Linked DNA regions of Homo sapiens: region 1 is linked to region 2. A link is a loop called in an ENCODE intact Hi-C map of the cell type or tissue named here. Cell type or tissue: heart right ventricle. All regions are shown on one strand. Each heading gives the region's core, and the rest is flanking DNA. Links, peaks and the distances in the headings are about the cores only.

Evidence for each region. A loop is a pair of places that touch in the nucleus more often than their neighbours do. Peaks named below come from ENCODE experiments on the same cell type or tissue, not always from the same donor. Only the 100,000 strongest peaks of a DNase experiment are listed, where the experiment ranks them.
Region 1: it touches region 2 in a loop (8-fold over the local background); 16 of 110 quality-filtered maps call a loop at or near these places.

The regions. Positions count from the first base shown.
Region 1 is chr10:102,273,684-102,290,106 of GRCh38, forward strand. The region is part of intron 3 of GBF1 (golgi brefeldin A resistant guanine nucleotide exchange factor 1); the gene reads left to right. Among named protein-coding and RNA genes, the nearest start is that of GBF1, 36 kb to the left of the region's middle. In heart right ventricle, for the core only: no CTCF peak of the experiment used is centred there; a DNase peak (open chromatin) is centred at 7,118; H3K4me3 peaks cover 1,334 bases; H3K27ac peaks cover 6,056 bases.
Region 2 is chr10:102,325,832-102,342,254 of GRCh38, forward strand. The region is part of intron 3 of GBF1 (golgi brefeldin A resistant guanine nucleotide exchange factor 1); the gene reads left to right. Among named protein-coding and RNA genes, the nearest start is that of NFKB2, 62 kb to the right of the region's middle. In heart right ventricle, for the core only: no CTCF peak of the experiment used is centred there; DNase peaks (open chromatin) are centred at 8,520 and 9,530; H3K27ac peaks cover 3,379 bases.

The DNA.
Region 1 (16,423 bases), core at 3,835-11,834, 53 kb before region 2:
GAGTGGATTCTTCATCCCTATCAACTTTGATTTCAGTAAGACAGTTCTATTTAGATGGTTGTTTCTGGATGAATCAGCTTTTGCCAGGCAGAGATTAATTTGAGCCTATTTGAGTCGTTATAATCCTGGAAAATATTAGAGTAAGTATTCTTCCCCAAGGAAATAAGAATTGTGGAAGTAATTATGACTGATTAGTCACTTTGCACCTTATCCCTTTTATGTGATGCTATACAGATTGTTTAGACATATCATGTTAGACATGGCCACCCTTTTGAATCATCTTGGTGAGCTGAGGGAATCATTTGTCCTCGAAAGACTCCAAAAGAGCATCTTCTCCAGGAACTTTTCTGTTAGTGGAAGTTCAACAAATATTTGTTGATTACTTACTATGTGCCAGGAATGGAACTAGGTTCTAGGGACCTAGTTTTCAAGGAGACTGACACAGTTCCTGTTCTCATAGTTTATGGTCTAGTGGGCTGGTGATTTGAGAAGCTCTGGAATTTGAGCAGACAACTGGGCACTAGTTTGAAGTCTGCCAGTTTCCACACGTGACCTCAGGAAATTGTTGTATGCTTTGGTTTGCTGAAAGAGGTTCTAGGATGGTCAAAAGAATAGCATTGGTGTTGTCCACATTGTCTGTCCCACCTCCACCCTGTGCCCTAGCCCTGCCTGCTTGGCAGTGACCCTGGAAATTCTGTGCATGGCAGCTTCATTAGCTGCTTTTAGGGCCTTGAATGTCTTATAGTTGATTAGTCTATTAAAAAAATTTTTTTCACCTATAATATGTTCTATGATATGATTAGTCTCTTTATATTGGCCTTTGATTAATCAGTCTGTGCATCACAGACTGACCACATCACAGACGGACCACAACTGACCACAGTTGAACCATAGGATAAGTTATCAATGGCTGATTGTTTTTTCTAATAAAATTCAACTTTGCATTTGAGTCCTCTTTGGCTTGGGCTTCTGACACAATTTTTAGGACATTGAAGTCTACAGGTGCAAAACAAAGATTTTTTTTTTTTTTTTTTTTTTTTTTTTTTGAGAGGGAGTCTCACTCTGTCGCCCAGGCTGGAGTACAGTGGCGTGATCTTTGCTCACTGCAACCTCTGCCTCCCGGGCTCAAGTAATTATCCTGCCTCAGCCTCCCAAGTAGCTAGGATTACAGGCACCCACCACCACGCCAGACTAATTTTTGTATTTTTAGTAGTGACAGGGTTTCACCATGTTGGCCAGGCTGGTCTTGAACTCCCAACCTCAGGTGATCTGCCCGCCTTGGCCTCCCAAAGTGCTGGGATTACAGGTGTGATCCACCGCGCCAGGACTTTTTTTTTTTTTTTTTTGAGACAGAATCTTGCTCTGTTGCCCAGGCTGGAGTGCAGTGGTGCAATCTCCTGCCCTCAAGTGATCCACCGGCCTCAGCCTCCCAAAGTGCTGGGATTACAGGCATGAGCCACTGCGCCCAGCCAAAAACAGATTTTAGTAGCTGTTTACCTTATGTTGCTAAAAGAATGAGGAAAGCTGTTTTTTCCAGCCAGGGTCTAATAGTCCCAGTTCACAAATAACAAAAGTGTTTTTTAGTAGCAGCCTACTACCTTTAGCCCAAGGGTCTCATGTGAGGAAAGTAGTACCAAAACCCTTGTAACTTTGAACAGGATTTAGCTTCATAATCAATAGGACATTTCATCATATATTTGTCTTTTGAATCCCAGAGAAAGCACCTAGAAGTAGCCTTTGGGAGCATTGAGACCTCAGAGAGACCGTCCCCTTGTGTAGGAATAGTATTCCTAGGATTTTCAAGGGTAGAAAGAGGTGGTGAGGCAGTGAAACAGTTAAACAGTGGTTAAGAACTTTCTAAAAGAGAAAGTTGGAGTGAATGTTGGAGTACAAATGTAGTCCACAGAAAGACCTGTGACCTGTCATTTGCTTGAATGGCTTATCGTGTTCTGAATTTAAAGTGCAATTCTTTCTCCTTTGCCTCTTTTTTTCTGGGATGAATCTATATCCAAGTTACATTATTTAATACCTACTATAGCTAAATACTTTTTGTGACCAGAATCTGTTGACTCTGATAGGATCCTTGTTCCCTCTGGCCTGGGAAAAAAAGTTCTTGGTTCAGTCCACCTGGACAGAAGCATTGTAGGGAAAATAGTCAAAGGAAAATGGACTTCGGTTCTCAGACTCCAAGTAGGTTTCATTAATCCTCCCAAGTGAGCCAAGACTGCATCTTAATCAGTTTCATTTCAGGGGTTTTAAATAATGTTTCTGGGCTGGGCGTGGTGGCTCACGCCTGTAATCCCAGCACTTTGGGAGGCCGAGGCAGGTGGATCACCTGAGGTTAGGAGTTCTAGACCAGCCTGGCCAACATGGTGAAACCTCGTCTCTATTAAAAATATGAAAATTAGCCGGGCATGGGTGTGAGCGCCTGTAATCCCAGCTACTGGGGAGGCTGAGGCAGGAGAATCGCTTGAACCTGGGAGGCAGAGATTGCTGTGAGCTGAGATCGCGCCACTGCACTCCAGCCTGGGCAACAGAGGGAGACTCCATCTCCAAAAAAAGGCCTGGCGCGGTGGCTCATGCCTGTAATCCCAGCACTTTGGGAGGCCGAGGCAGGCGGATCACGAGGTCAGGAGATCGAGACCATCCTGGCTAACACGGTGAAACCCCGTCTCTACTAAAAAAACAAAAAATTAGCTGGGCATGGTGGCGGGCGCCTATAGTCACAGCTACTCAGGAGTCTGAGGCAGGAGAATCGCTTGAACCTGGGAGGTGGAGGTTGCAGTGAGCTGAGATTGCACCACTGCACTCCAGCCTGGGCGACAGAGCTAGACTCTGCCTCAAAAAAAAAAAAAAAAAAAATGTTTCTGTTGCCAAGGTTCTATAAGGAAGAAAATGAGTAGTGCTTGCCTTTGGTAGAACTGCTTTTTATTTAGAGAATGGGAGATGGTGCCAGGGTCCTAAGTAATCCTGGGTAGGCCGTAGGCTCAATAGTCAACAAAATGGGTTGTGTGCATGTAGTAAAGGAAGGTAGAGAATGGGAAATATTTGGGTTGGTAATAGTCTAACAAAAGCTCCAAAGGGAAGCAAAAAGTTGGCTACTAGAGGTTGTTTTACTGCTATTTAGAATGTGAATTCATCCCTATTTCCTTTTTACCTAATTGGTATCAGGACATTGAATCAAATGAACAGATGGTGAATTTTCTTGAATTTTTATTTTGAAATAATTTCAAATTTAAAGGTGCAAGAATAATAGGTCTCCCATATGTCCTTTTGCTACTTACACACACACACACACACACACACACATGCACACACGTATGTATGTATGTATGTATATATAGACATAAAATTATTTTTTGGCTGGGCACAGTGGTTCACATATATAATTCCAGCACTTTGGAAGGCCAAGATGAGAGGATCACTTGAGCTCAGGAATTTGAGATTATCCTGGGCAACATAGGTAGACTCCATCTCTACAAAAAATTAAAAAGCCAGGTGTAGTGGCATGTGCCTGCTGTTCCAGCTACTTGGGAGGCTGAGGTAAGAGGATCACTTAAATCTGGGAGGTGAAGGCTGAAGTGAGCTGTGATCATGCCACTGCATTCCACCATGGGTGACAGAGTTAGACCCTGTCTCAAAAAAAGAAAAGTACATAAATAAATAAATTTTTCTAAATCATTTGAGAGTAGGTTATATACATTGTGACTTTTTTTTTTTTTTTTTCAGACAGTCTCGCTCTGTCACCCAGGCTGGAGTGCAATAGCGTGATCTCGGCTCGCCTCCCGGGTTCAACCGATTCTCCCTGCCTCAGCCTCCTGAGTAGCTAGGATTACAGGCGCCCGCCACCACGCCCAGCTAATTTTTGTATTTTTAGTAGAGACAGGGTTTCGCCATGATGGCCAGGCTGGTCTCGAACTCATGACCACAGGTGATCCGCCCACCTCGGCCTCCCAAAGTGCTAGGATTACAGGCGTGAGCCACCGCACCCAGCCTATCATGATCTTTTATCCCTTAATACTTCAGTGCATATTTCCTAAGAACAAGGATATTCTCTTACTAATTTAAGTATAGTTATCAAATTCAAGAAATTTAGCATTGATACAATAATTTACTATTCATATTCCAATTTTGTCAATAAACTTTTATTATTTGTTTTTTTTTTCCCCTTCAGCCAAGGATCACAAATTACATTAGTTGTCATGTTTCTTTAGTCTCCTTTAATCTGGGACCGTTCTTTAGCTTCTCTTTATGCTTCATGACATTAGCATTAAAAACATTTTTTTAAAATTTTTTCAGCCAGTGGTTTATGCCTGTAATTCTAGCGTTTTGGGAGGCCAAGGCAGGAGGGTTGCTTGAGGCCAGGAGTTTGAGACCAGCTTTGGCAACATAGTGAGAACTCATTGCTTCAAAAAATAAAAAAAATTAGCTGGGCATGGTGGCGTGTGCCTGTAGACCCAGCTACACAGGAGGCTGAGGTGGGAGGACTGCTTGAGCCCAGGATTTGGAGGCTGCGGTGAGCTATGATCATGCCACTGCACTCCAGCCTGGGTGATTAAGAAAACAAACAAAAAAACATTAAACAAAAACACTTTTTTTTTTTTTTAGAGTTATGGAGTTATCTGTAACTCCATAACTGTTTACAGAGTCTGGTGGTGGGATCGTAGCTTACTGCAGCCTAGAACTCCCAGCCTCAACTGGTCCTCCTGCCTTGGTCTTCCAAAGTGATGGAATTACAGGCATGAGCCACCACAGCCAGCTGACATTGACATTTTTTATAACTACAGACCAGTTCATGTCTGTGTTCTTTCTTTTTAAAAAATTGATCCATAATAATTATACTTATGTATTGGTTACATGTGATATTTTGATACATGAGTACAATGTGTAATGATTGTATTTAGGATATCTATCACCTCAAACATTTGTCGTTTCTTTGTGTTGGGAGCATTTCAAATCTTCTCTTATAGCTATTTGGAAATATACAGCAAATTATTGTTAACTATAGTCTCCCTAATTTATTTATTTCTTTCAAGAATATTTCTCATTTTGGGTTTGTCTGATGTTTTCTTATGGTTAGATTCAGGTGGTGTGTGTCTATCGTGAATCTGTAATATATACCACTACTGATATAGGGTCCTTCTCAGGGTATCACAACTGCAGGTGCTGTTCATTGGTGATACTAATTTTGATCATCTGGTCAAGTGTTAATCTGATTTATTTACTGTGTAGATGTTATTTCCCCTTGCAACTAATAAGCAATCTGTAGGGAAACATTTGAAGATCATACTCCTCTTTAAACTTTCCCTCTAATACCTAACATACATTGATAATTCTTGCCTGAACCAATTTCTGGTTGCAGTTATGGTGAAATTTGAGTGGTTGCTTAAAATACTTGTTCTTAGGTGGACACAAACTGTCTTTCTAGCTTGCTTCTGTTTGTTTCTCTTCCTATAAGAAACACAATTGCATACCCTAAAGATCTATATTTTTTTATGTCTAAATCTAATAACTAAAAAGAGTTTGAAAATTGGAAAAAGGTTTGGCTCAATGAGGCTTGACTTGGAACTTGGTAATTTCCTAGAATGGCCACATCACCCAGTGGAATTTGTTCTCCACTCAACCAACAGCATAAGTGCTTTTTCTCTAAGCCAGACTGACAACAGCCATGTGAAGTGGATTCTTTTTTTAAAATTTACTCCCTCTTTTAATAAGTGGGATTTGCTATGAATTCATCATTATATTTCAGCTTTTGTTCTCAAATCTATTTTAATAGCTTGATTCATCTTATTAAGCACTTCCACTTAAGCTTTAACAAAATCCATAAAGTTTGGAAATGCCCATTGTCCAGGAGCTTTAAGAGAGAAAAGGTTAGGAGAAACGTTTTCCTATTCTCCTTTTCTATCATTTTTTTCTTTCCTTCCCTCTTATTTTTCTGTATTTTTTCCTTGTGCCTTTCCTTTCATTCCTTTGAAGCATGATTAGGATGCATGACTGAGCCTCCAAAAGCAGAGAGAAAAAGAAGTATTGCTTCTTGAGACTCAGGTTTTTTATTGTTATTACTACGGAGAATAGGCTAATGATATGATAATTATGACCATTACTAATGAATGCCTTATCAGCTATCAGTTGTTTCTTCGAGGGAACCTTGCCCTCAAAAAAAGTGGCTTACGCCTGTAATGACCAGCACTTTGGGAGGGCGACGCAAGAGGATTGCTTGAGCTCAGGAGTTTGAAACCAGCCTGAGTAACTAGTGAGACCTCATCTCTACTAAATTTTTTTTTGTTTTAATTAGCCAGGCATGGTGGCACACACCAGTAGTCCCAGCTACTTGAGAGGCTAAGACAGGAGGATCTCTTGAACCCCAGAAATCAAGGCTGCAGTGAGTAATAATGGCACCACTGCACTCTAGCCTGGGTGACAGAGGAGTCCCTGTCTTAAAAAAAAAGAGAGAGAGAGAGAGAGAGAGAAATAAGTAGAGACAAAAGAAAACAACTAGAGAGTCAGAAAGAGGAAAGGGGCAGAAGCAAAGAACTTGGGGATGGGGAGGCAAGGGTAGGAGAGAAGGACAGAGAATACAGAACTCCTAAAATAGGAAAATGGGAGTCAGCTCTAACATTTACCTTTACCCAGTCCAGTGTGTGGGTTTTCCCCTTTCAGTAGAATGTTCTATGAGATAGGATGAGATGGGGTGAATGAAATTGTCCCATCCTTGACTCCTTGGATCTGTTTACATGGAACTGAAGGTTTTACCCTGTAATGTGACTTGATAGCCTGATCCTAGTGGGTTGGGTAGGAAGAGGCTATTAAGTGATGTTTTTTGGCTTGCTAGCATTAACAGAGTTATTTTTAACCTCCCATTTCAATCTCTTCGTTGTTCAGGTTCCTCTGCTGGCTACCATGAGAGCAGTCAAAATTAGCAACTATATAAAATGAAGTACCTCTTGTCTCCCCAGTCACTTCCAAAATAAACAGGGAGTAATACTGTCCATATTTTGTCTCACTTTACTCTGAAGGCTAGCAATAGAGGAAGCATGGATTAGTGTGTAGTGATTTCCAGGCTCTGCCCTCTGGACAGATTCCCCTCTGAGTGCTCCAGTTGAGTGACAGGACCATGTGGCAGGAGTGCAGCTGGAAGTATATCATCGGCAGATTTGGGTTGGGTAAATATAGCAGGAGCAGGATGTCAGTGTGGGAGATGGATTGTTCTGGGAAAGGAAGTGTTGTCTTTCGTCTGAGAAACAATTTCCTGCACTTCTGGGACTTTTGCTTTCTTCTTTTTCTTTTTTTTCCCAGGGCAGAGCAGGAGTTGGCAGGGGATGGGTACACTTGCTGAATTCTATCTCTGGATGTCTGCATGTTTCTACATTTGAAGTTGGGAGTAGAGATCAGATCTGTTTCAGCCAGTTAGGAAATGGACCTAATAAATTATCGTACCCATGCCTTAAGTTTCACTTTTTGAAGTTTTAAATTAAAGCACCTATCTGCTTAAAGCCTCTTTTTAAAAAGTTACTGTTCTTTTAGTGAAATAGACGGGTTGAGAGGCAAAAATAATTACGTAAAGAAAATCAACTCTATTGCAAGTCAGACATGAGGCACCAGCTGGCAGGAAACAGCTGGGATATTTCTGGGGGCTAGACTCTTCCACACCAGCACTTAACTCTTCAAGTGATCTCTGTTATCTGAGCTACTTAAGATAGCTACCTACCTTACCAACAATCTGCATAAAATACTAAATCTACTAAATTATGTGATATTTTACAATTGACTAGAACTTTATAATTTATAAAGTGGTTTTTCATTATAGCCTTTCAATTTTAGAATCTATAAAGCACATAAATTATAATCTATAAATTATATTTTTATAAATTATCTATAAATTATATTTATATAAATTGTTATATTATAACTTAGACTCATACATAATCTATAATAGATTATTTCTATAAACATATTTATAGAAGAGTTGTAAAGAAGTTCTCATCTATCCAATGCCCAGTTTCCCCTGTTATTAACATCTTACATTAATATGACACATTTGTCACAATTAATGAACAAATATTGATTCATCATTAATTAAAGTCCATACTTTATTCAGATTTCATTAGGTTTTTACTTAATGGCCTTTTTCTGTTCAAGGATTCCATCTAGGATACCACATTACATTTAGTCATCACATCTTGTTAGGTTCCACTTGGCTGTAACAGTTTGCCTGTATTCTTTTTCTTTTCTTTTTTCTTTCTTTTCTTTTTTTTTTTTTTGAGACAGAGTCTCGCTCTGTCGCCCAGGCTGGAGTGCAGTGGCGCGATCTTGGCTCACTGCAAGCTCCGCCTCCCAGGTTCCTGCCATTCTCCTGCCTCAGCCTCCTGAGTAGCTGGGACTACAGGCGCCCACCACCACACCCGGCTAATTTTTTTTTTTTTTGTATTTTTTAGTAGAGATGGGGTTTCACCGTGTTAGCCAGGATGGTCTCAATCTCCTGATCTTGTGATCCACCCGCCTCGGCCTCTCAAAGTGCTGGGATTACAGGTGTGAGCCACCGCGCCCGGCCGCCTGTATTCTTTTCAAGTTTCACAAAAACTCACAAGATAGACTGTGCCTTTATTAATATTCCCCTTTTACAGATAAAACTCAGGTTCCAGAAAAATTAAGTAACATTTTCAAGGTTATACAGTAAAAGCTTCTTTTAAAGTGTGATTATGATTTGGAAAAAGGCGATGAGGTTATTTATTTGCTTTTCACGTGAATAAGGGCAGACTTACAGCTAACCTTCAGGTGGGCCATTTACTGAAGAGGAACAAGAGACAGAGGTGAGTCTAGCTTGTTCCTGGACTCTTCTGTCTTGCTGGAGACAAATTAACATTATTATTTTAATCACAATTATTTTGGGAAAACCCCTTTCTCTTTGATTCTGCTATGTCTACCAAAGGAACTGATGGCAGAAAATCCTGAGTTAGCCTTGTTCCCTGGCAACAGACTTCAGGCTGCTTACTGGTCCCTGTTGTTGGATACCAGGTTCAGTAGGAAAGTCTGCTGAGAGTATAGCATGAACACTAACCCAACTAGCCTATTTCCAGCACGTGTGGTGTTAACTATCTGGGAATAGGAACATGAGTTTTTAAATTCCAGTCTCTAATTGGGTAGGCTGAAGTTCTGGCTTGGAGTAAGGAGATTCACAGAACTGCAGTGCTAAGAGATAGTAGAAAAATTTAAAAATTCAATAAGACATGGCACTTAACTGACTCTGAATGCTCTGTCCGGAGGGATGAGTAAAGGGGAGAGGTGAGAGGAGGTAAAGTAGCGGGTTACTAATGATCCTAGATACTATTAAAAGATTATCACAAGGAGGTGGAAACTATTGAGGTACAAACCATCAGATCTTAAGGTAAGGAGTCACTCATCTTGCCCAGAGAAGTAGTAGTGAAGATAGTACCTGGATCCTAAAAGGTAACTTTTAAAGTACTTCAACCTAAGATGACAGAGGGTAGGCAGTTTATTGATACCCTTAACAACCACTTGTTAGTAGAGCCATTTTAATTAATGGGAAAGGGGATCATTCTCCGTTTATGCTTTTATTATATGTAGCTATGAGCATAGAAGCTGTGTTTGGACCCTCTGGTGACTATTGCCCTCTTCTAGTTGTGTCCAGGCACAGGTAAATTCTTGAGGCCAGGAAGGGCCTGGCTTTATCTCCAAAAGGAAGCTGTGGAAATAGCAATGAGCAAAACAATGAGAAAGAGCTTTAGAAAATTTGCAAATATTGTGTATCTTCATGGCATGATGAAGTGGGATTAGGACAGGGGAGAAAGTATAAACCACCAATTATAGGAGTCTTTAAGGGCTTGGGTGACTGAGGCCTTCTGCTAGGAGGCTGGGAGGTTGTTGATGACAGCAAAGATGTAACAGGTATTGAATACTAGAGGATAGACCTCATACTCTGAAAATGCTTTTGCCTCAACAATTTGAAAGAGAAATATGAAAGACAAAGTGACAATATGAAGAATGACTATTCAAAGTGCTTCTACCAGTAAGTCTTGTCTGTTGGCAAGTTTTAACCTGTAGGTAGGGGAAAAACGTGGGAGGATCTCTTATTCAGAATGCAAAACAGGAGACAGTGAAGTACCTGTGTTTCCAAAGAACTCCGAATTGAGCTGTGGTGGAAGAGGAGGAAATTTCTTACTGTGGTCTTGTATAATGTGAAATCTTTGTGAAGTCTCAATAGATGTTAAGTCTCCAAGGAGGGGAGACTTTTTAGCTGCTAAAGAAGCTTAGGTTCAGTGAGCCTCCAGTGGGAATACAGACATAGACGTCCACTGACATTTCTGCAACCAGTTTTGGTGAGTGGAAAGCAACTAGGTAAGTTTCACTTTTTGCAAGAATCCCAAGTGACCCTTTGCACTATGGACTGAGGTACCTGCTTGTCTCTACAAAAACTATAGAGGAGACACGACAGGCTTTAACTGGAAATTGTTCATGGTTTCTTAGAAGGGAAGCTCATATCCTGTTAAAGCACTTTAGAAAAATAAAGTCAAATTAGAGATAAGAGGATCTTTACTTGTATTTTCAAGAGCTTTTTTAAAAAACTGAAGTGAAATGCATATAACATAAAATTAACCATTTTAAAGTGAAACAATATAGTGGCATTTAGTACATTCACAATGTACCCTATCTAATTCCAAAACATTTTCATCGCCCCAAAAGGAAATCCTGTACCCATTAAGCAGTTGCTCCACACTTTCCCTTCCCCTCCAGCCCCTGGTAGCCATCCATCTGCATTCTGTCTCTGTAAATTTACCTATTCTGGATATTTCATATAAATGGAATCATATAATATGTGTCCTTTTATGTCTGGCTTCTTTCTCTTAGCATAATGTTTTTGAGGGTCATCCATGCTGTAACATGAATCAGCACTTCAATTCTTTTTAGGATTGAATAATATTCCATTGTGTGTGTATACCACAATTTGTTCATCCATTCATTCGTTGATGGACATTTGGACCATTTCTTCCTTTTGGCAATTATGAATAGTGCTGCTAGGGACATGTGTATACATGTATTTGAGTATCTGTTTTCAATTCCTTTGGATATATACCTAGGACTGGAATTGCTGGGTTGTATGGTAATTCTATGTTTAACTTTTTGAGTAACTGCCAAACAGTTTTCTATAGCAGCTGAACCATACTACATTCCCACCAAGAATGCATGAGGGTTCCAGTTTTTCCGCATCCTTACCAACACTTGTTATTTGTGTTTGTTTTGTTTTATATAGCTTCAAAAGCTTTTGAGACTGGATAGGACTTTGATGATAAAGCTCCTTTCAGGTCTTATGGATCTTCTGACATGCTTCTCTCCTGAAATAACTGGATGGCTCTTCTGGGCCAAATAAGGTATTGAGATTTTAGCTTTTATACTAAAGGATTACTTTCTTCCAAAATTTCCAATAAACAGCGAACACAGATTTTACAGATTTTACAGGTTGCCTAGACAGGGTCGAATTCTGACTTGCCAAAAGAAGAGTGTCAGTTACACTTTGGGTCTTGAAAGTAGATGATGGTATTTCTGGTTTCATTTGCCATCAGAATCCTGGACCAGGCAATAGGCTAGGTCTTGCTGACTATACAGGTAGCTCAGTTTGCTTACACATTACCAGCTTATCTTCCTGCTCACAGAATAACCTTCTGGGGAGGGAGTTAACTCTAATTCCTGATAAATGACTGGCTCTTTTTAAGGTGCTATATAAACTGAATTTGGATGTTACTTCGCCACTACTTACAATGATACTATGTACAGATATTAAAACTCTAATGTTCCCATCTCCTTACTGTGTGGCTGGGTGGTTTCTTATTTTGATGTCTTCTACATCAAACTGTTGAGTTCCTAAGTGTTCTCTTCTTACCCCTCTCTTTTTTAGTCTCTCAGTTTCTACTTCTTGCATCTATATATTTTGTGATTTGTCTAATAGTCACTGTGATTAATGTTTTAGTTTGTTTTTCTTTTGTGAAAATTATTTTCTTCTTGTGAAAGGTGAAAATTAGTTTCTTCTTGTGAAAGGAGAAAACTGGTACAGAAATCTAGGACGCTGGAACTTCTAGCTCTCTCCGTTTTTTCTAGAATTGTAGCTTTCCTTCTTTTTTTTTCTTTGACTGTTTTCTCCAGTTTATATGTTGAGTGGTAGGTTTTTCTAACTTTTAGAAAAAAATTATTTTGCTATTTAATGTGTTTGCTGTATCTCCTTGAAATATTATAAATCAGAATACATTTTAGTGTTTATTGCTGCCATTGGTTGCTTTAAAAAAAAAGGTTGAACCTGTTTTCAAAGTAAACAAAATTGTAGCCTCTACTTACCTTCCTCCTTTCCCCACCACAATACACAGTGTTGTTGGGTTTGCAAATTCATCCTAACCATTTGATCAAAGTCAGGCTTTGAACAAGGCTTTATAGTGAGGTGTGGTGAATGACAGGTATGTCTGGATTTGGCCTTGAGAGATTTGGGGATGTAAAAGCATAAGGGTTTTTTTTTTTTTTTTTTTTTTTCTGTCTTTCTTTCTCTTCTCCTAATGTACTGTGGTCTATAATAGGTTGAGTTGTAACATTCATTAAACCACTCCTCGCATTCCCTGTTTTCAAAGCTTATCAGGATGACTTTGATTTAGTTATTTGGAACCAAAAAGGCAGTTTGTGGAGCCTGGTCTGGAGCTGTGTAGCAGTAATATATCAGAGATCAGACTTAGGTCCCAGTGGGATTATTCCTCGGGATTTATTTGCCTGGAAGTACACACAGGAGCCAAATGGTATGTATGGAAAGCTTTGCTGGAATGCAAATTGGACACATTTTGTTGGGACCTGTAGGGGATTTTCACTGCTTCATAATTTTTCAAAGGTTTGTTATACATCAGACAGTCACTGCCTCTTCTTTAAATCTTTAAATCCCCCCTCTTTTTCCTGTTGTAAAGGTCAGATTTTTTTTGACAACTGTGTGCAGGAACAAGATTTGCTAAATCCCTTCATTTTTATTCATACAAATATCGGAATTCAGTGAGCATCAGTTATTCCAGCATTTAGAGGTAAGGAAAACTCAGGGAGAATCTTGTGAATCTCAGCTTTGTGCTAGACATATATCTCTGGGGATAAATTTGCTGCCTCAACTTTAACCCCTTGACTGCTCTGATGTGAGACGACACCCTTACAGTGGCTGCCTTGTATGTGAAACCTACCCTTAACTAACCCCCATTTATGGCTGTAGGATATGTAATATAATTACTGGGAGGGGACTGTGTTGGACTCTTCTGATGGGGCCTTTTTGGCTGTGACAAGCCTTAGATTAGTGTTGGAAGAGAAGGACAATTCATTCCCTCCAGTGGAGCCCCTTCTTTAGGCATATTTAGCTTTTAATGGTATCATAGGCAATAACCACTTTTAATTTGCAGATGATTCTTTCTCAACCAGTAGATGAAATAATGATATCAAATGGTACATTTCCCCATCAAACTTGCTTAGTTTGATGTTATGTTATTATGTTATCGATTGCTGGGTAACAAATTACCCCAACAAATTACCTCTCCTACCCATCTATTGCTGGGTAGCAAATTACCCCCCAAAATGTGGCAGCTTAAAATTAAAAAACAAAAAAAATTTCACACAGTTTCTTTTATTTTATTTTCTTTTTTTTTTTTTTTTTTTTTTTTTTTGAGATGAGGTCTCACTGTGTTTCCCAGGCTAGTCTCAAACTCCTGGGCTCAAGTGATCCTCCCACCTTGGCCTCCCAAAGTGCTGGGATTACAGGCATGAGCCACTGCACCTGGTCTATTTCACACAATTTCTAAGGGTCAGGAATCTGGGAGCTGCTTAGCTAGTGGTTCTGGCTTAGGGTCTCTCAAGATGTCAGCCAGGGCAGCAGTCATTTGAAGGGGTGGGCTGGAAGATCCATTTCCAAGTTCATTCATGTGGTTGTTGGCCAGAGGCCTCAGTTCCTCACAATGTGGGCCTCTCAATAGGACTGCTCACAGCATGGAAACTAGATTCTCCATAGGTGAATGATCTGAGAGAGAGCAGAAGCCACACTTTGTTTTCTGACCCAACCTCAGAAGTAAACCTCAGGAGTAACCATCACTCCTGCTATATTATATTAGTCACATAGACCAACCTAAATACATAAAGATGTAATCACTGGGGACATCACTGGGAGTCATCTTGGAGGCTGGCCTTGCAGGAAGTTAAATGGAAATTTTTAGATGTTCACTGGGACTTCAAGATTGATTTTTTTAATTTGAAAAATTTTGTTCTCCCCAGTCAGCCCTGTCTCCCTGTCTTCTCCCAAACCTTTATGTCTCTGAAATTGTCCAATATGTATATGGCAAATATCTCTTTCTCTTCCTTTGCTGTCTCAGCCATAAGCGCTAGTAAAAACTTTCCGTTTTTCTAAAGCAAGCCAGTAAGCATGATCGATCTACCTCCTCTACCCGTTTTGCTGGGACATCCATGGCAGCTGGTCAAAGGAGGCTTCTGCTCATGAGAGCACTTCAACTGGATTCAGATAATCCTTTGTGGTTTCTCCACCTATTTACTACTGATCCTCTAAAATTTGGTGCAAATGAACTAGACTGACTAGAGTTACAGTGTTACCATGTTTTTTTCAGACTGAGATATATAATGATATAATGATATGAGCTCTTTTTGGATTCTATCCAGGATCTCCAAAATGGAGATAAAGACCTAATGCTCGGGAGTGATTTAAAAACGAAATTACGGCCGGGCGCGGTGGCTCACGCCTGTAATCCCAGCACTTTGGGAGGCCGAGGCGGGCGGATCATGAGGTCAGGAGATCGAGACCATCCTGGCTAACAAGGTGAAACCCCGTCTCTACTAAAAATACAAAAAATTAGCCGGGCGCGGTGGCGGGCGCCTGTAGTCCCAGCTACTCGAGAGGCTGAGGCAGGAGAATGGCGTGAACCCGGGAAGCGGAGCTTGCAGTGAGCCGAGATTGCGCCACTGCAGTCCGCAGTCCGGCCTGGGCGACAGAGCGAGACTCCGTCTCAAAGGAAAAAAAAAAAAACAAAAAAAAAAAACGAAATTACTTGTCACTAGATAGATTCATCTGGTCCTTTGTATACCAGTCAGATAAGAGCCTTAGGAGTTGGCCGCATGTGGTGGCTCACGCCTGTAATTGCAGCATTTTGGAACGCTGAGGCGGGCGGATTACTTGTGGCCAGGAGTTTGAGACCAGCCTGGCTAACACAGTGAAACCCCATCTCAACTGAAAATACAAAAAAATTATCTGGGTGTGGTGGCACACGTTTGTAATCCCAGCTACTTGGAAGGCTGAGGCATGAGAATCACTTGAACCCAGGAAGCAGAGGTTACAGTGAGCCAAGATCATGCCACTGCACTCCAGTCTGGGTGACAGAGCAAAGACTCTGTCTCAGAAAAAAAAAAAAAAAAGCCTTAGGAGTTATTTACTATTCTTCACCTTTCTAGGACAAGCAAGTCGATAGCCACAGTGATGAGGACTGCACAGGCAGACCCTAAAGCTAACCAGGGACACTGTCTTGCCTCTGTGTTTGGTAATCATTCCAGCTATGCAGTTTCATTGATGTCTTTCCCTCCTTGGTACATACCTTACTCTATACCTGATAATAGAAATCCTTGTGAGAATATACTTATTCAGCTCTTGGTGACAGGAGGTGGGTGGAAGTGTGGGGCAGAGAACAGGGGTGAGGTTGTTACAATGGAGAATCAGTTTACTTTTTCAAAAATTCTGGAAGCCAGACATGGTGGCATGCGCCTGTAATCCCAGCTACTTGGGAGGCTAAGGCAAGAGGATCATTTGAGCCCAGGTGTTTGAGACTAGCCTGAGCAACATAGTGAGACCCTATCTCAAAACAAACAAAAATTCCAGAGCATCTTTGGCTTCCTAGGAAATAGCCTAAGGCTGTAAATAAACCCTGGCCTCATATTCCTGTTGTCATTTACTGGCGTAGTAGACAATTCATAACTGGGAAAATCCTTTGGGTGTTTTTTTGATGTAGGTTTTATAGAATCAGAGAGGTTCCAAAATTGTGTTTAACTGATTCTATAGAAGACTATAAAAGTAACAAAGCAGGCAAACAAGAACAAAAACCTTTGTGCCATAAAATCACTATTTAGGCCAGGTGTGGTGGCTCATGCCTGTAATTCCAGCACTTTGAGAGAGGCCTAGGCGGGAGGATTGCTTGAGCACAGGAGCTCAAGACCAGCCTGGGCAACATAGTGGGACCCCGTCTGTACAAAAAAAAATTTTAATTAGCTGGGCGTGGTGGCAAGTGCCTGTAGTCCCAGCTACTCAGGAGGCTGTGACAGGAGGATTGCTTGAGCCCAGGAGGTCAAGACTTCAAGTGAGCCATAATCATGCCACTTTCCAGCCTGGGCAACAGAGTAAGACCCTTTC
Region 2 (16,423 bases), core at 4,974-12,973:
TAGAGATGGGGTTTTGCCATGTTGGCGAGGCTGGTCTTGAACTCCTGACCTCAAGTGATCCACCTGCCTCGGCCTCCCAAAGTGCTGGGATTATAGGTGTGAGCCACTGCGCCCAGCCTACACTTATAAGAGTTCTAAAATCATACAGTGTTAGAACTGAAATGAAGTATAGAGGTCACCTGGCCTATTTTATACGGAAAGAACTGTGGCTCGGAAAAGGTCATGTCATGCAAGGCCTCATAACGGAGTAGTGGCAGCTCTGGAACTAAAGATCTGTCTTACTTGTCTATTACTATGGTTATAATTTAATTTTTTTGAACGCTATCTGAGTTCTAAGTGCTCAGGGCCTAGTATGCAAGTTTACGCCAAGTATGTAAACTTGCTTCTAAATTGGAATGCTGATCATACTTTTAGCAATGGGGAAGTAAACACTGTTGAAGACATTTCAATATCATTCCCTTGGGGAGTAACAGGGCTTCAATGAGAATATTATAAGCTACCACCTGAAAACCTCATTTTTCTACAAAGGTTGCCCAAGGGGCACTGAGGTGGCAGTTCAGCTGGCTGTTGAGTCTCTGCTCCCAGACTGGTGAGTTGGGAAGCAAACTTGTTTCTTCTGTTCTTTCTTCATTCTCCCAAATAATACCAAGTAGGGGAAGCTCACCCCAAGCCCCCATCTGGCTTTCCTTTTTTTTCAACTTGAGGTATAATTAACATACAATAAAATATGCAGATGTTAGGTGTTCAGTTGGTAAGTTTTGATAATTGTATAAACCATGTAACCAGCATGAATAAAGAATACACAGAACATTTCATCTCCCCAGAAATATCCCCCATGCCTCTTTGAGTCCCCCAACCCCACACATATATACAAAACCATTTTCTATCACTATGGATAAGTTTTGTTTTTGGATTTCATATAAATGGAATCACACAGGATATACTCTTTCATAGCTAGCTTCTTTTAGCTTAGCATGTTTTTGGAATTTATCCATGTTGCATATATCAGTAGTTTTTTTCTGTTTTGCTTTTCTGAGTGGTAGTCAATTGTGTGGATATATAAGGAGAAAAGGTAGAGGTTGGTGAAGGGCTTTCATCTGGCACGTAGCCTGACTACCCTTTGCTCAAGAGCATTTGGACCACCAGAGGCCCCCCTCCTTAAGATTAAGATGTTCACTTACCTGCTTTAAATGTACCACGTCACAGCATATACACTATTATGTAGCTATGTCTTGTAAAAGTCTCTAATCGGCATCCATTAGATGAGCCGAATTCTCCTGGCCAAGCCTTAGCCTCTCAGGGGGCTGGCACCAAACAGGGAGGCTGGAGTAGGGTTTCAAACACCTGTTTCAGCTTTTTAAGTGTCCGATTCAGGCCACTGTGCTCTGGCAGCAGGGATCCTCATGATGTGGCTTCTTCTCTCCTGCCAAATCCTCAACTTAAAGAACCTAGGCCCTTAGGGGAGGAAAATATAGAGCTGGTGGAGAGGGGAGGGGTGTGCAGCAACATTGAAGAACTGTTTCTTTTAAAGTTAAATGCACATCTACCCTGTGGCTGAGCACTTTCGCTCTTAGGTATTTAGTCAAGAGAAACAAACACATTTACAAAGAGACTTTTATAGGAATGTATACAGCAGTAATAGTAAATAACTGGAAACAACTCAAATATCCTTCAATAAGAGAATGGATAAATTCTTTGGGAGTGAAGGACTTACAGAGGATTCTCTGGCGGCCCTCCTCTCTTTCTAGGAATCATTCTTGTTTCTATTCTTATTTCTTTCTGGATTTTTCTGAATTTGGTTGTGTTTTAAATGCCATGTAATGGAATACCCATTATTTGTAAGTTGATTGAGCATAAAGTATTTTATTATAAAGTGGTCATCCGTCACAAGAAGGCATGTGGCTGTAAAAAACATTAACTCTGCACTCTGGGCTGGAATGCAACTTTACCAGAATAATGGAGCTTTTGTATTAAGTGTGCAGTTGGGATAAAACAAGAGACAGACAGACAGACAGTGTTGGGGAAACAGGTGTTGGCTGGGCCCAGCTTCTGTCCCATGTTTTGTGAAATTGTTTTCCAACCCTTTGAGGATTGCTCCTCCAGATTCAGCTGTCTTAAAGGTTCTGTCAGCACCTTTCGAGCAAATAAGGTGTGACTTTTCAGGGTACTGCTGCTTCCATAAGCTTTATTTGTTTACTGTCCAGCTCACAGACATGTCTAGAGACAGCAGTGGCAAGTGATTACCATACTTATCCTAGCTCCATCTATTTTTGACGCTTTTGTTTTCCCCATCAGTAAAATGGGAAATATCCCTTATCATAAAGTTCTTGAGCCTTTTAGCATGAGGGTGGCTGAAACAGCATAAAGACTTCTTAATCTGGCTGGGCACAGTGGCTCATGCCTATAATCCTAGCACTTTGGGAGGCCAAGGAAGGAGGATCACTTGAACCCAGGAGTTCAAAACCAGCCTGGGAAATAATAGCAGGACCTCGTCTCTACAAAGAAAAAATTTTTTTTAATTAGCCAAGTGTGGTGGCACACGCTTTAGTCCCAGCTACTTGGGAGGCTGAGGTGGAAGGATTACTTGAGAGGTTGCAGTGAGCCGAGACTGTGCCACTGCACTCCAGCCAGGGTGACAGAGTGAAACCCTCTCTCAAAAAAAATAAAAATAAAAAGACCCCTTAGTCTTGTTGTCACTAAGAATTTATGATATGCTGCTGTAGTAACTATTTCCAGCTCTTGGGAAAACATTAACTCTGTACTCTGATAGTACAGTAAGTGAGAGTGAATAAGTAAGGTCCTATACACTGAAGGGATAGGGAAAGGTTACTTATCAGTCCTGTTATTGAGACTGGGGACTGTCTGATTCTTCTCCAGGAGCTTTGACTATTATCTCTTCAGGCTTTTTCATCATCTGTAAACTTTGCTAATGTCAGTTCAGAATTTAGTTCTTTTTAATTTCCTCTTTGTCTTTTTCAGGGCTGGTAGAGAAGACCTGACATAGTTATAATTGATAATAAACCTATAATGCTGCTGTTGAACAATGAAATTTTTTACTAGACTCTGAAAGGAATTTGTATTGAAAAAGCTGCTCCAAGTGTAATGACTGCATAAAGCTGGGGTAAATTGTTCTGTTGTCAAGTATACCAACAGAAGTTTTTAATTTCTCCTGGGCTTTCAGATTGCCTGCTTAAGTTGGGGCTTGGTCTTCTACAGTGCATGCAGAAAACAACAAGGCAGAGTGAAGGGCCACAGTAGCTCTGGTTTGTCTGTATGCTATAGCTGAATTGCTTGCCTTTCAATATGTGCCAATTTCCTCTAGAAAGAAGAGAACTAGTATTTAAGGTTGATACGCATCAAACTTGTGCTTTCAGTAAGACAGATGGATCAGTCTGTCCTTGGGTCTCTGAGATATGATTGAGGCCAGTCCCTGTGGGCCTCATTTATCCCTGCCAGCCTTGTTAAAGGGGCCTCACTCTCCCTCTTTGGATTAGGAGGGAACCTAGGTAAACCTGACACTTAATTTGTATGGCAGTACTACAAGCAATAACTAACAATGTTTAGTCACTGGTTAGGAGAAGGAGAGGTGCAGAAGAAACTTCAGTTCTAGGATGGTTGAGTTTTAAAATTTTTTGTTTTGTTTTGTTTTTGAGACGGAGTCTTGCTCTGTCTCCCAGGCTGGAGTGCAGTGGCACAATCTCGGCTCACTGCAAGCTCCGCCTCCCAGGTTCACTCCATTCTCCTGCCTCAGCCTCCTGAGTAGCTGGGACTACAGGTGCCCGCCACCACACCCGGCTAATTTTTTGTATTTTTAGTAGAGATAGGGTTTCACCGTGTTAACCAGGATGGTCTCAATCTCCTGATCTCATGATCCACCTGCCTCGGCCTCCCAAAGTGCTGGGATTACAGGTGTGAGCCACCAAGCCCGGCCAAGTTTTAAATTTTTGTCATCCAAGTCATGCAGTTAATATATCTAGTAGTAAACTTATACAATAGGCCAGGCACAGTGGCTTATGCCTATAATCCCAGCACTTTGGGAGGCTGAGGCAGGAGGATCATTTAAGGCCAGGAGTTCAAGACCAGCCTGGGCAACATAGCAAGACCCCCTATCTACAAAAAATTTAAAAAATTAGCTGGGCATGGTGGCACATGCCAGTAGTCTTAGCCACTCAGGAGTTGGTAGTCTTAGCCACTCAGGAGTCTGAGGCAGAAGGATTGCTTTTGAGCCTAGGACTTTGAGTTTGCAGTGAGCTATAATTGCACCATGGTACTCCAGCCTGAGCAACAGAGCAAGACTCTGTCTCAAAACAAACAAACAAACAAAAAGCCCCCTGTACCATAGCATGGTATAATATTGAAGAGTATAATACAGTGGCTTTGGAGTCACAATAGACCTGGATTCAAATTTTATCTCTTCCACTTGCTGTGTGACCTTGGGTAAGTCACTTAACCTCTTAGAGCCTCGGTGTCCTTATCTGTAAAGTGAGGACAGTAACACTATTTCCCAGAGTTATTGGGAGGATAAAATAAAATTATATATGGTAATTATGTTTAATAATATAATGTAGCTGGCCGGGTGCAGTGGCTCACACCTATAATCCCAGCACTTTGGGAGGCTGAGGCAGGCAGATCACCTCAGGTTAGGAGTTCAAGACCAGCCTGGCCAACATGGCGAAACCCCGTCTCTACTAAAAATACAAAAATTAGCTGGGTGTGGTAGTACACGCCTGTAATCCCAGCTACACTCAGGAGGCTGAGGCAGGAGAATCGCTTGAACTCTGGAGGTGGAGGTTGCAGTGAGCTGAAATCACGCCATTGCACTCCAGCCTGGGCAACAAGAGCAAAATTCCATCTCAAAAAAAAAATAAATAAAAATAATATAATGTAGCTGTTGCTGATGTCTGAGGCAAATTAAGGTTGTTGTTCTGGCAATGAAATGGGATTCTTGTGAGGGTGGTAGATAGCAGCTCCTAGCAACAAGTTAATCTGGCTATTTAGCAGGAATGCCCAAGGTAGGAAACTCATTCCTCTTCTAATCAGGATTCATACATCATATTGGACAAAATCATACAATAAACTATTTTCCCATGTGTATGCTGCCTTTAAGTGCCTGTCTTATCTTTTGAAAGTGGAGGCTAAATCTGACCTGAGGCAGACCAGGGCAGCCTCACTCAGCAAGGAGACGATGGCAAAAATGACGATTTCAGGAGCAGAGATTTACGGAAAGCAGCCTGCTCTGAGATACACATGCTGTTAGGGATTTTGACCCTGAAAAAATATATCCTCTTCCTATCCTCTCTCTAAGGAGAGGTTGAGCTGCTATAGGGATGGAGATGGGGGCAAGGTCCTGACAAAGGTGTTCAAGCCAGAGAGCATATATAGATGGCAAAAATAATTTTCTGTCATGGTCATCTTGAACCTTTTTGCACCAGGTATCTAGGGAGGAGGAGTTCTTACATAATCTCTGGGTTAGGTTGGGGCCTCATGAACATGATGCTCCATAAAGTACTTATCAGTGGCAGTTTTGGAGAAAATATAAAATTATGATTTCTAATCCCTGGGGTTTTCAGACTTTAAATGTAACCTCAAGGTGTATACATTCAGGAACTCCTCATGTTTAATCAGAGAGTTAAGGTTTGGGGTTTTGATTCATTAAAAAAAACAGATTGGGGCTGGGCACGGTGTCTCAAGCCTGTAGTCCCATCACTTTGAGGGCCAAGGTGGGTGGACTGCTTGAGCCCAGGAGTTCAAGACCAGCCTGGGCAAGAGAGAGAGAAGAAAAACAGGGTGGGTTGACCTTTGAGGGATTGATCAGCCAGAAAAGTGAACACTTTCCAAAGGGTTTGTTTTTGTTGTTGTTGTCTTTTGAGACAGGGCCTCACTCTGTCGCCCAGACTGGAATGCAGTGGTGCCATCATGGCTCACTCCAGCCATGACATCCCTGGGCTCAAGTGATCCACCCCACACGTCAGCCTCCCTAGTAGTTGGGACTACAGGCGCACGCCACCATACCTGGCTAATTTTTTTTTTTTTTTTTTTTTTTTTTGAGACAGCGTCTGGCTCTGTCGCCCAGGCTGGAGTGCAGTGGCGCAGTCTTGGCTCACTGCAACCTTTGCCTCCTGGGTTCAAGCGATTCTTCTGCCTCAGCCTCCTGAATAGCTGGGATTACAGGCGTCTGCCATCACGCCCAGCTAATCTTTGTATTTTTAGTAGGGACAGGGTTTCGCCATGTTGGCCAGGCTGGTTTCGAACTCCTGACCTCAAGTGATCTACCCGCCTCCGCCTCCCAAAGTGCTGGGATTACAGGTGTGAGCCACCGCACCCAGCCTTCCCCTATACTTTAAATCATCTCTAGATTACTTGTAATGCCTAACTCAATATAAATACTATGTAAATAGTTATACCATATTTAGGGAATAATGACAAGGGAAAAAGTTTGTAGATGTTCAGTACAGATGCAACCATCCACTTAATTTTTCTGAATATTTTTGATCTGTGGTTGATCGTGTACACTGATGTTGGATCCACAGACACAGAGGGTCAACTGTAATTTGCCTTTTTTTTTTTTTGAAACAGAGTCTTGCTGTGTCACCCAGGCTGGAGTAAAAATGTTATGATCTCGGCTAACTGCAACTTCTGCCTCCCCGGCTCAAGCGATTCTCGTGCCTCAGCTACCAGAGTAGCTGGGATTACAGGTGCGCACCACCATGCCCAACTAATTTTTATATTTTTTGTAGAGACAGTGTTTCACCATGTTGGTCAGGCTGGTATCTAACTTCTGACCTCAAGTGATTCGCCCACCTTTGCCTACCAAAGTGCTGGGATAACAAGCGTGAGCCACCAAGCCCAGCCTAATTTGCCTTTTTCAATGTAAGTGGTTGGTACCATTATCTTCTACTGCTGGCCCTAAGTGGATCTATGGATCCTGATTTTTACCTTGATGCAGCAATGATTAAGCCATAATCATACTTTGTCTCTTAAAAATCATAATGTCAAAGTTAATAGCCCCCTAAGTCTAGAAGCATCCTGAGAAGCTAAGAATGTGTTTGATAAAAAGAAGCAGATCTGAGAAACTGTTGTGTGATAGCTGAGAAAAGAGCCACTGTGAAGAGCTTAGACAAACAAACAGGACTTGCCTTCCCTCCAGGCTAGACTGTCTGCATTCATGTGCATTTACTTCCAAATGGTACTTTGCATTTAGAATCATAAGTTTTAGGGACCTTAAAGAATCTAGTTAAATTACTATCACCACCACCACCTTCCCCAGGAAATCCCAATGGATGAGGAAACTATGGCCCAGAGAAATGAGGTGTTTTTGCCCAAGGTCACACAGTTAATGACAGAATCAGAATTGGGCCTAGTGCATTTCTTTATTTCATATCTCCTGTTGTATAGGGCAGGGTCTATCTGGGTTTGACCCTTAAGCCCAGGCTAGGAAATACAGGTATGGGACCTGTCCGTTGACAGTGTTTTCTGGAATCCGTTCCTGAACCAAGCCTAAATTCCCACCTGTCCATTCATAGGTCTGGAAAACTTTGAAGCTGATAAACGAAGGTATGGGAGGTTTGGCAGTTATTCCAGAGGCTTCTGGCTTTGCCAAAGTTTAGCTTTGATTATTCTTTGGACCACTACCCCTCTTTTTTTTTTTTTTCTTTTTGAAACAGGGTTCCACTCTGTTGCTCAGGGTAGAATGCAATGGTATGATCAGGGCTCACCTCAGCTTCCTGAGTAGCCAGGACCACAGGTGCGCATGCCTGGCTAATTTTTTCATATTTTGTGCAGCTGAAGTCTCACTATGTCGCCCAGGCTGGTCTCGAACTGCTGGGCTCAAGTGATTCTCCCACCTCAGCCTCCCAAAGTGCTGGGATTACAGGTGTAAGCCACCACACCTGGCCTGGACCACTACTCTTGATGTCCTCTAGTGACCAAAAAGAACACAGCTTCTTCCTACGGAGCTTACCATACATCAGACATTTTTGTAGATCACTATCAATCTTGACTTTTGCAAGAAATATATTCCTGGGGTGTACAGCATAGTCAGAAAAGTAGCATATGAGACCTAACACTTTCTCCTAAAATGGAATGTACAGATACAGACAGAAAAGCCTAAAACCAAAAAGCTTTTGTCGTCTGTCTCTGGATACAGAAATGTTAGAGGGGTAAATGAACTAATTTCTTTTTTTATCATGCTATGATTTATTAGTCTGTTATACATGATCCATCTTGTGAATGATGGCATTCTGTCTCCAGGAACATGGGCCAATATTTGCAGGGTAAAGAACATGCATGGGAGCAGGCTGGTGACCCTCTAGAAAGCAAGAAGAGAGAAGTAGACTCTGAGGGCAAAAAGGTCGAGACAGGCATTTCTGAAGCCAAATGGTGTTGAAATAACATACCGCAGGCCTTTTTCCTTGTCAGCGTAATCCAATTGAGAATGCCCAACTGCCCCTGATAAGAGTCACTCAGGAGTGAAGAGCTTTGCTACCAGGGAAAGCAGCTTATGTGTGCATTTTGGCTCAGGAATGTGCCAGCCCAATGCTGGCCAAATGAGAAAAGGCTGCTGCGGCCTGGAGAACACAGCCTCCTGGGAGGATGGTGGCTGTTCCCTTGTAGCTTAGGAGAGTATTCTGTTTTGTCCAAGGGCAGTGCTTGAGGCCACATGTTGAGGCCTTTGACATAGATTATCAGAGATGGTAGCAGCTCTGACATGAGAAGAGAAAATAATGTCAAGATTCAGCTGGGCGCAGTGGTTCATCCCTGTAATCCCAGCACTTTGGGAGGCCGAGGCGGGCACATCACGAGGTCAGGAGATCGAGACCATCCTAGCTAATAACGGTGAAACCCCGTCTCTACTGAAAATACAAAAAATTAGCCAGGCGTGGTGGCTTGCGCCTGTAGTCCCAGCTACTCGGGAGGCTGTGGCAGGAGAATTGCTTGAACCGGAGAGGCGGAGGTTACAGTGAGCCAAAATTGCACCATTGCACTCCAGGCTGGGTGACAGAGCGAGACTTCGTCTCAAAAAAAAAAAAAAAAGTCAAGATTCATCCCCATTTTGGAGAGGTCACCTCATCATTTGGGAAGACAAGAGGTGTGGGACATCTGCAGATTCTCAGACAGACATTGGGCCAAATTGACACTTCTGTTTTAATGTCATAATATGGGGAGTGAAGCACCCTGCCCAGTCGTATTGAGTACAGTATGAGCAGACCACCACCAAGACATCTCCAAAGGGCTTCACTTTGCTTTGGGTTGAAGTGACTCATGAGCCTCTCCAGAAATAATTTAATAATTCTTGTTGTAATTTGTCACTGACTGTCCAGAAATTGGATCCGGATTTGATTCTGGAAGGATCCGAAGTGTTTTCTCCAATGGGGGGTTAGATTTCCCCTCCTTGTGCCCTTTTTCCCCCAGATGACTGGCTCATCTTAGAACATGGACCAGTCACCTTCAGAGCACCTCTCTACCTAATCTGCACTCTGTGTTTACTGGACTGTTTGTGCCTTGAGGTTGACAGTCTTCCAGGGCGGGAATTTTGGCTGCTTGGCTGGGGTGTCAGATGTCTCCTTGGTTGTGAAATTATTCAGCCTGCTTACTATGAGCAGAATCATGGCACTTTTCTCCTGAAGGACTCAGGCAGTTTTCACTCTTCTGGAGAAGATCCAGACAATTGAATCTCAGTTCCCAGCCAGGCTGAACCGTGAGATAGGACACCAGAAACCTTTCTGTTCTAGCCTTGTAGGAAGCAGTAAAGTCGGATGGCTACGAGCAGAGCTTTTGGAGTTGGATGGACCTGGATTTGATTCCTGTTTCCACTACTAGCTAGTGCTATGATCTTAGCTGGTGGGGACATCTCGTTATCCTTTCCAAGCCTCATTTTTATCTTCAAAATGGGGTTAATTATGAAGAGTGAAGGTATGTAAAGTGCATAGCACTTGGCATGGCGCAGGTAATAAATGTTAATGAGTACTTTAATAATTCATTTTATTAAAAGGAAGCCTGTTCTTTCTCTGATACCTTGGAGAAAGCTGAAGCCCTCAGAAATTAAAAGTGCTATCCCAAATTGTACCGTAAATATCAACCACCCGTTATCTCAGTATTTATCCTTAACTTGTGTTTGTTTTATGGTTTAGGAGTCAAAGGTAGAATTTTTATATATATATTTACTTAAATCTTAAGAAATGAACTGGTGGCCAGGTGCAGTGGCTCATGCCTGTAATCCCAGCACTTTGGGAGGCCGAGGCAGGCAGATCACAAGGTCAGGAGATCAAAACCATCTTGGCCAACATGGTGAAATCCCATCTCTACTAGAAAATACAAAAATTAGCTGGGTGTGGTGGCATGTGCCTGTAGTCCCAGCTACTCGGGAGGCTGAGCCAGGAGAATTACTTGAACCGGGGAGGTGGAGGTTGCAGTGAGCCAAGATCACTCCACTGCACTCTAGCCTGGTGACAGAGCGAGACTTTGTCTCAAAAAAAAAAAAAAAGAAAAAAAAAAAAGAAAGAAATGAACTGGTATACAATATAGAGAACACTGGACTGCTGTGACTCTAGAGCTAAAAACTAGAACAATATCTTAGTTATCTTTATTATACACTTTATTCCATGCATTGTACCAAGTGTTTTACATGCATCAAATGAGATAGTGTGTAAATTGCTTAATACCATGCCTGGCACATAGTATACGCTCAGTGAATGTTAGTTGCTATTATTATTTATTTTAAATGTAATTTATTTAAATTATCTAATACCCATTTACAAGTAATAAAATTAGAGACCCAGAACACTTAAGTAATTAAAGTCACATAGCTATTAAGTTGCAGAACTGGGATTTGAATCGTCCACGAAAGCCCATGATTCTACCTAGAGCCCTTAGCTTCTAGTCCTGGTTCCAATACTAACTGGCCTTGTACAAATTACTTAACTTCCCTAAATCTCAGTTACCTCATTATAAATTATTTTCAGGCCCTATTTTAGCTGTAATATCCTAGGATTTGGAGGATTTTCCTGAACAGTCAAAAATTATGACTTATTTTTGTAGGGTATGGTTTAATCTCTGAGTAACAGTTCCCTAGAAAACTGATGCAGCCTACAAACTGCTGCTTATACACAAAGAGATATATACAGAAGTTGAAAGTATTTTAAAAATTTTATAACAATGTGACAGTAGTTACATGTATGTTGATTCTAGTAATAAAAAAATTGGACTTTATGTTTTTAAAATTTTTCTAGTAATTAACTGTATTTTATAAAACTATGGGTCTGCACGGGCTGGGCGAGGTGGCTCACGTCTGTAATCCCAGCACTTTGGGAGGCCGAGGTGGGCGGATCACGAGGTCAGGAGGTCGAGACCATCCTGGCTAACGCGGCGAAACCCCATCTCTACTAAAAATACAAAAAGTTAGCCGGGCATGGTGGTGGGCGCCTGTAGTCCCAGGTACTCGGGGGGCTGAGGTGGAAGAATGGTGCGTGGGGGAGCTTGCAGTGAGCCAAGATCTCGCCACTGCACTCCAGCCTGGGCGACAGAGCGAGACTCCGCCTCAAAAAAAAAAAAAAAAACTATGGGTCTGCAGTGGATTGACATAAAGAAGAAAAAACTGCTCTTCATCACAGATAATTTGACAAGCACTATTCTAGATAACCATCTGAACATCTCACCAGGATTATAAATTCAAATTTGTTTGTTTTTAAATTACATGTTTACAAAAAGTTACCCCTTAAATTAGAAATATCCTTACTAAAGGCTGGACGTGGAGACTCACGCCTGTAATCACAGCACTTTGGGAGGCTGAGACAGGTGGACCACCTGAGGTCAGGAGTGCAGTTTGAGACCAGCCTGGCCAACATGAAGAAACCCCATCTCTACTAAAAATATAAAAATTAGCTGGGCCTGGTGGTACATGCCTGTAATCCCAGCTACCTGGGAGGCTGAGGCAGGAGAATCGCTTGAACCCAGGAGGCAGAGGTTGCAGTGAACCGAGATCACACCACTGCACTCCAGCCTGGGTGACAGAGCAAGACTCTGTCTCAAAAAGAAAGAAAGAAAGAAAGAAATATCCTTACTAGTGATGCCCCACTAGGAGTTCAACTTGCCCCCAACCCCACTTGTTGCAGAGTTGCTCCTGTTAGAGCTTCTCTTATGCTCCTGGCAATCAACAGTTGAACCTAGAGAGCAAAACTCTTGTTCTCCCTAGACAAAACTCTTTAAGGAAAGTTAACTTTATATATCATGATTCTCTTTTTTGGAAGAGGTAGGGAAGTGACATGATAATGAAGGTTCCTGGTGGGCTCATTAAAAAGTTTAACCCTTCTAGTTTTTCATCAGTAGGTTTCTATAAAGCACTGACTTACCAAATGAAAGTACTGGAATGAACATATCTTAGCAGTCATAGATTCCAACAACCTTCTTCTTTTTTTTTTTTTTTTTTTTTGAGACAGAGTCTCCTTCTGTCACCCAGGCTGGAGTGCAGTGGTGCAGTCTCGGCTCACTGTAGCCTCTGCCTCCCAGGTTGAAGCAATTCTCATGCCTCAGCCTCCAAAGTAGCTGAGATTACAGGCACGTGCCACCACACCAGGCTAATTTTTTTTGTATTTTTATTAGAGACATGGTTTCACTATGTTGGCCAGGCTGATCTGAAACTCGTGACCTCAAGTGATCCACTCACCTCGGCCTCCCAAAGTGCTGGGATTAGAGGTGTGAGCCACTGCGCCCAGCCGATTTCAACTATCTAATTTGACAGATGAAGGTCTTGGGTATCATATATCTGGCTATTGATAGGAGTGAGACTAGTCCATTGACTGAATTGTATGCTGTGTGAGGGTTACACACAGAGCCTCGGCTGGGTGCGGTGGCTTACACCTGTAATCCCAGCACTTTGGTAGGCCAAGGCAGGCGGATTACCTGAGGTTGGGAGTTTGAGACCAGCCTGACAAACATGGAGATACCCCGTCTCTACTAAAAATACAAAATTAGCTGGGCGTGGTGGCGCTCATCAGTACAGTGATGAGAGAAACCAAGAAGATCTGAATAATGGAGAGACATACCAAGTTCATGAATTGGTAGGCACAACATAGCAAAGATATCATGTCTCCCCAAATTGATCTATAGACTCAATGCAATTCCTTTCAAACTTCCAACAAGGCAAGTTTGTCTTAAATTGAAATGGAAAGGCAAAGGAATTGGAACACTGAATGATATTGGAAAAAAAAATGAAGTTGGAGGAATCACACCACTGTTATTAAGACTTAGTATAAGCCGGGCATGGTGGCTCACGCCTATAATCCCAGCACTTTGGAAGGCCGAGACGGGTGGATCACCTGAGGTCAGGAGTTCAAGACCAGCCTGGCCAACATGGCAAAATCTCGTCTATACTAAAAATACAAAAATTAGCCAGACGAGGTGGTGTGTGCCTGTAATCCCAACTACTCAGGAGGCTGAGGCATGAGAATCACTTGAACCCGGGAGGTAGAGGTTGCAGTGAGCCGAGATCATGCCACTGCACTCCAGCCTGGGTGACAGAGCGAGACTCTGTCTCAAAAAAAGACTTAGTATATATCGGCAGGGCACAGTGGCTTATGCCTGTAATGCCAGCACTTTGGGAGGCTGAGGCGGACAGATCACAGGGTCAAGAGATCGAGACCATCCTGGCCAACATGGTGAAACCCCGTCTCTACTAAAAGTACAAAAAAATTAACTGGGCGTGGTGGCACGTTCCTGTAGTCCCAGCTACTCAGGAGGCTGAGGCAGGAGAATCGCTTGAACCCAGGAGGCAAGGTTGCAGTGAGCCAAGATCGAGCCACTGCACTCTAGCCTGGGTAACAGAGCAAGACTCCGTCTCAAAAAAAAAAAGACTTAGTATATATTTATAATAATTAACACAGTGTCGTGTTGTCAGACTTAGACACATAGATCAATGAAACAGAACAGAACCCAGAAGAGACTCACAAAAATATGGCCAATTTAATTTTTATTTTTTGGAACAGGGTCTTACTCTGTCACCCCAGGCTGGAGTGCAGTGGTATGATCACAGTTCACTGCAGCCTCAGCCTCCCAGGCTCAAGCAATCCTCTCACCTCAGCCTCCTGAGTCGCTGGGACTACAGGCACATGCCATCATACCTGGTTAATTTTTTTTTTTTTTTTTTGAGACAGGATCTCACTTTGTCACCCAGGCTGGAGTGCAGTGGCACGATCTCAGCTCACTGCAGCCTCTACCTCCTGGGTTCAAGATATTCTTTCACCTCAGCCTCCCCAGTAGCTGGGACTACAGGTGCGCGCCACCATGCCCCACTAATTTTTGTATTTTTTGGTAGAGATGGGGTTTCACCATGTTTGCCAGGCTGGTCTTGAACTCCTGACCTCAGGTGATCCACCCACCTCAGCCTCCCAAAGTGCTGGGATTATAGGCATGAGGCATGAGCCACTGCTCCTGGTCCATGCCTTTTTTTTTTTTTTTTTTTTTTTGAGACAGAGTCTCGCTGTGTTGCCCAGGCTGGAGTGCAGTGGCACGATCTCCGCTCACTGCAAGCTCTGCCTCCCAGGTTCACGCCATTCTCCTGCCTCAGCCTTCCTGAGTAGCTGGGACTACAGGCTCCCGCCACCACGCCTGGCTAATTTTTTGTATTTTTAGTAGAGACGGGGTTTCACCGTGTTAGCCAGGATGGTCTCGATCTCCTGACCTTGTGATCCGCCTGCCTCGGCCTCCCAAAGTGCTGGGATTACAGGCGTGAGCCACCACGCCTGGCCGTTTTTTTAATTATTTTCTGTAGAGATGATCTCACTATGTTGCCCAGGCTGGTCTCGAACTCCTAGACTCAAGGGATCCACCCACCTCAGTCTTCCAAAGTGCTGGGACCAGTGCCCAACCTGGTCAATTTATTTTTGACAAAGGTGCAAAGACAACTTAATGAGATATGTTGGAAACAGTAGGAAATTCTTAGGCAAAGGAAAAATGAGCCTCAATCTAAACCTCACACCTTATGCAAAAATTAACTGAAAATAGATCATAGGTGAAAAACATAAATCTGTAAACATTTTAGGAGAAAATGGGAGGGTGGAAATCTTTGTGACTTGGAATTAGGCAGAGTCAATTTAGACATTAAACCAAAACACAATCCATAAAATATTAATAAGTTGGACTTCATCAAGAGTAAAAGTGTCTGTTCTATGAAAGATGTTAAGGGAATGAAAAAATAAGCTTAAGACTGGGAGAAAATACTTAGAAATAACTGTATCACTACTGAAGGACTTGAATTCAGAATAAAGAAGTCTCCAAACTCAATAGTAAGAAAACAATTTAGTTTAATAATGGATAAAAGACTTGAGCAGACATGTCACCCAAAAGGATATACAGACGGCAAATAAGCACATGAAAAGATGTTCAACATAATTAGTCATTAGAGAAATGCAAATTTAAACCACATGGAGCTACTATTACATACATACTTGAATCGCTTAAGTAAAAACACTGAAATACAAAGTACTGAAGAGGATGTGGAGAAACTAGAATTCTTATTGCTAGTGGGAATACAAAGTGATAAAATGACATTGGAAAAGAGTTTGACAGTAAAGCTAACCACACCTTTACCTTTTGACCCAGGAATCCTACCCCTGGGTACTTACCCTAAAGAAGTGGAAACCTGTGTTCACACAAACACTGATACACAAATGTTTATAGCAGCTCCATTCATAATTGCCCCAAACTGGAGATCCCACATGTCCTTCAACCAGTGAATGGATAAAGAAACTGATACATACAGGCAATGAATACTACTCAGCAGTAAAAAGAAACAAGCTATTGATATATGCAATAGCTTGGAAAAATTTCAGTCATCATGTTGAATGAAGGAAGCCAGTCTGAAAATTGGCTGTAAAATTACATGCTGTATAAATCATTCATTTAAAGAAAAGAATTAATTTTACCAAATTAGCAAAAAGAGGCTGAATGCACATCACCCTAGAAGTGTGGACCCCATATATAAAACTGCCCTACTCTTTTACCGTGAAGGAAGACATGAAGCAAGTATATAGTTGTAGCAACTAAATGAAATCACAGAAAATCTGTACCTGTCCCGATTCTCAAAGATTTTTTTCCTCTAGACTTTTATATGTCAAATATACCTCATGACCACTTTTAAGATAACAAACCAAATTGTACATAATTCATGCTCCTAAAGCAGCAAGACTAGATGACTTTACATTTTTTTATGTACTTTTTTTTTTTTTTTTGAGTCGGAGTCTTGTTCTGTCACCCAGGCTGGAGTGCAGTGGCGTGACCTCAGCTCACTGAAAGCTCTGCCTCCTGGGTTCACACCATTCTCCTGCCTCAGCCTCCCGAGTAGCTGGGACTACAGGTGCCCACCACCACACCCAGCTAATTTTTTTGTATTTTTAGTAGAGACCAGGTTTCACCATGTTAGCCAGGATGG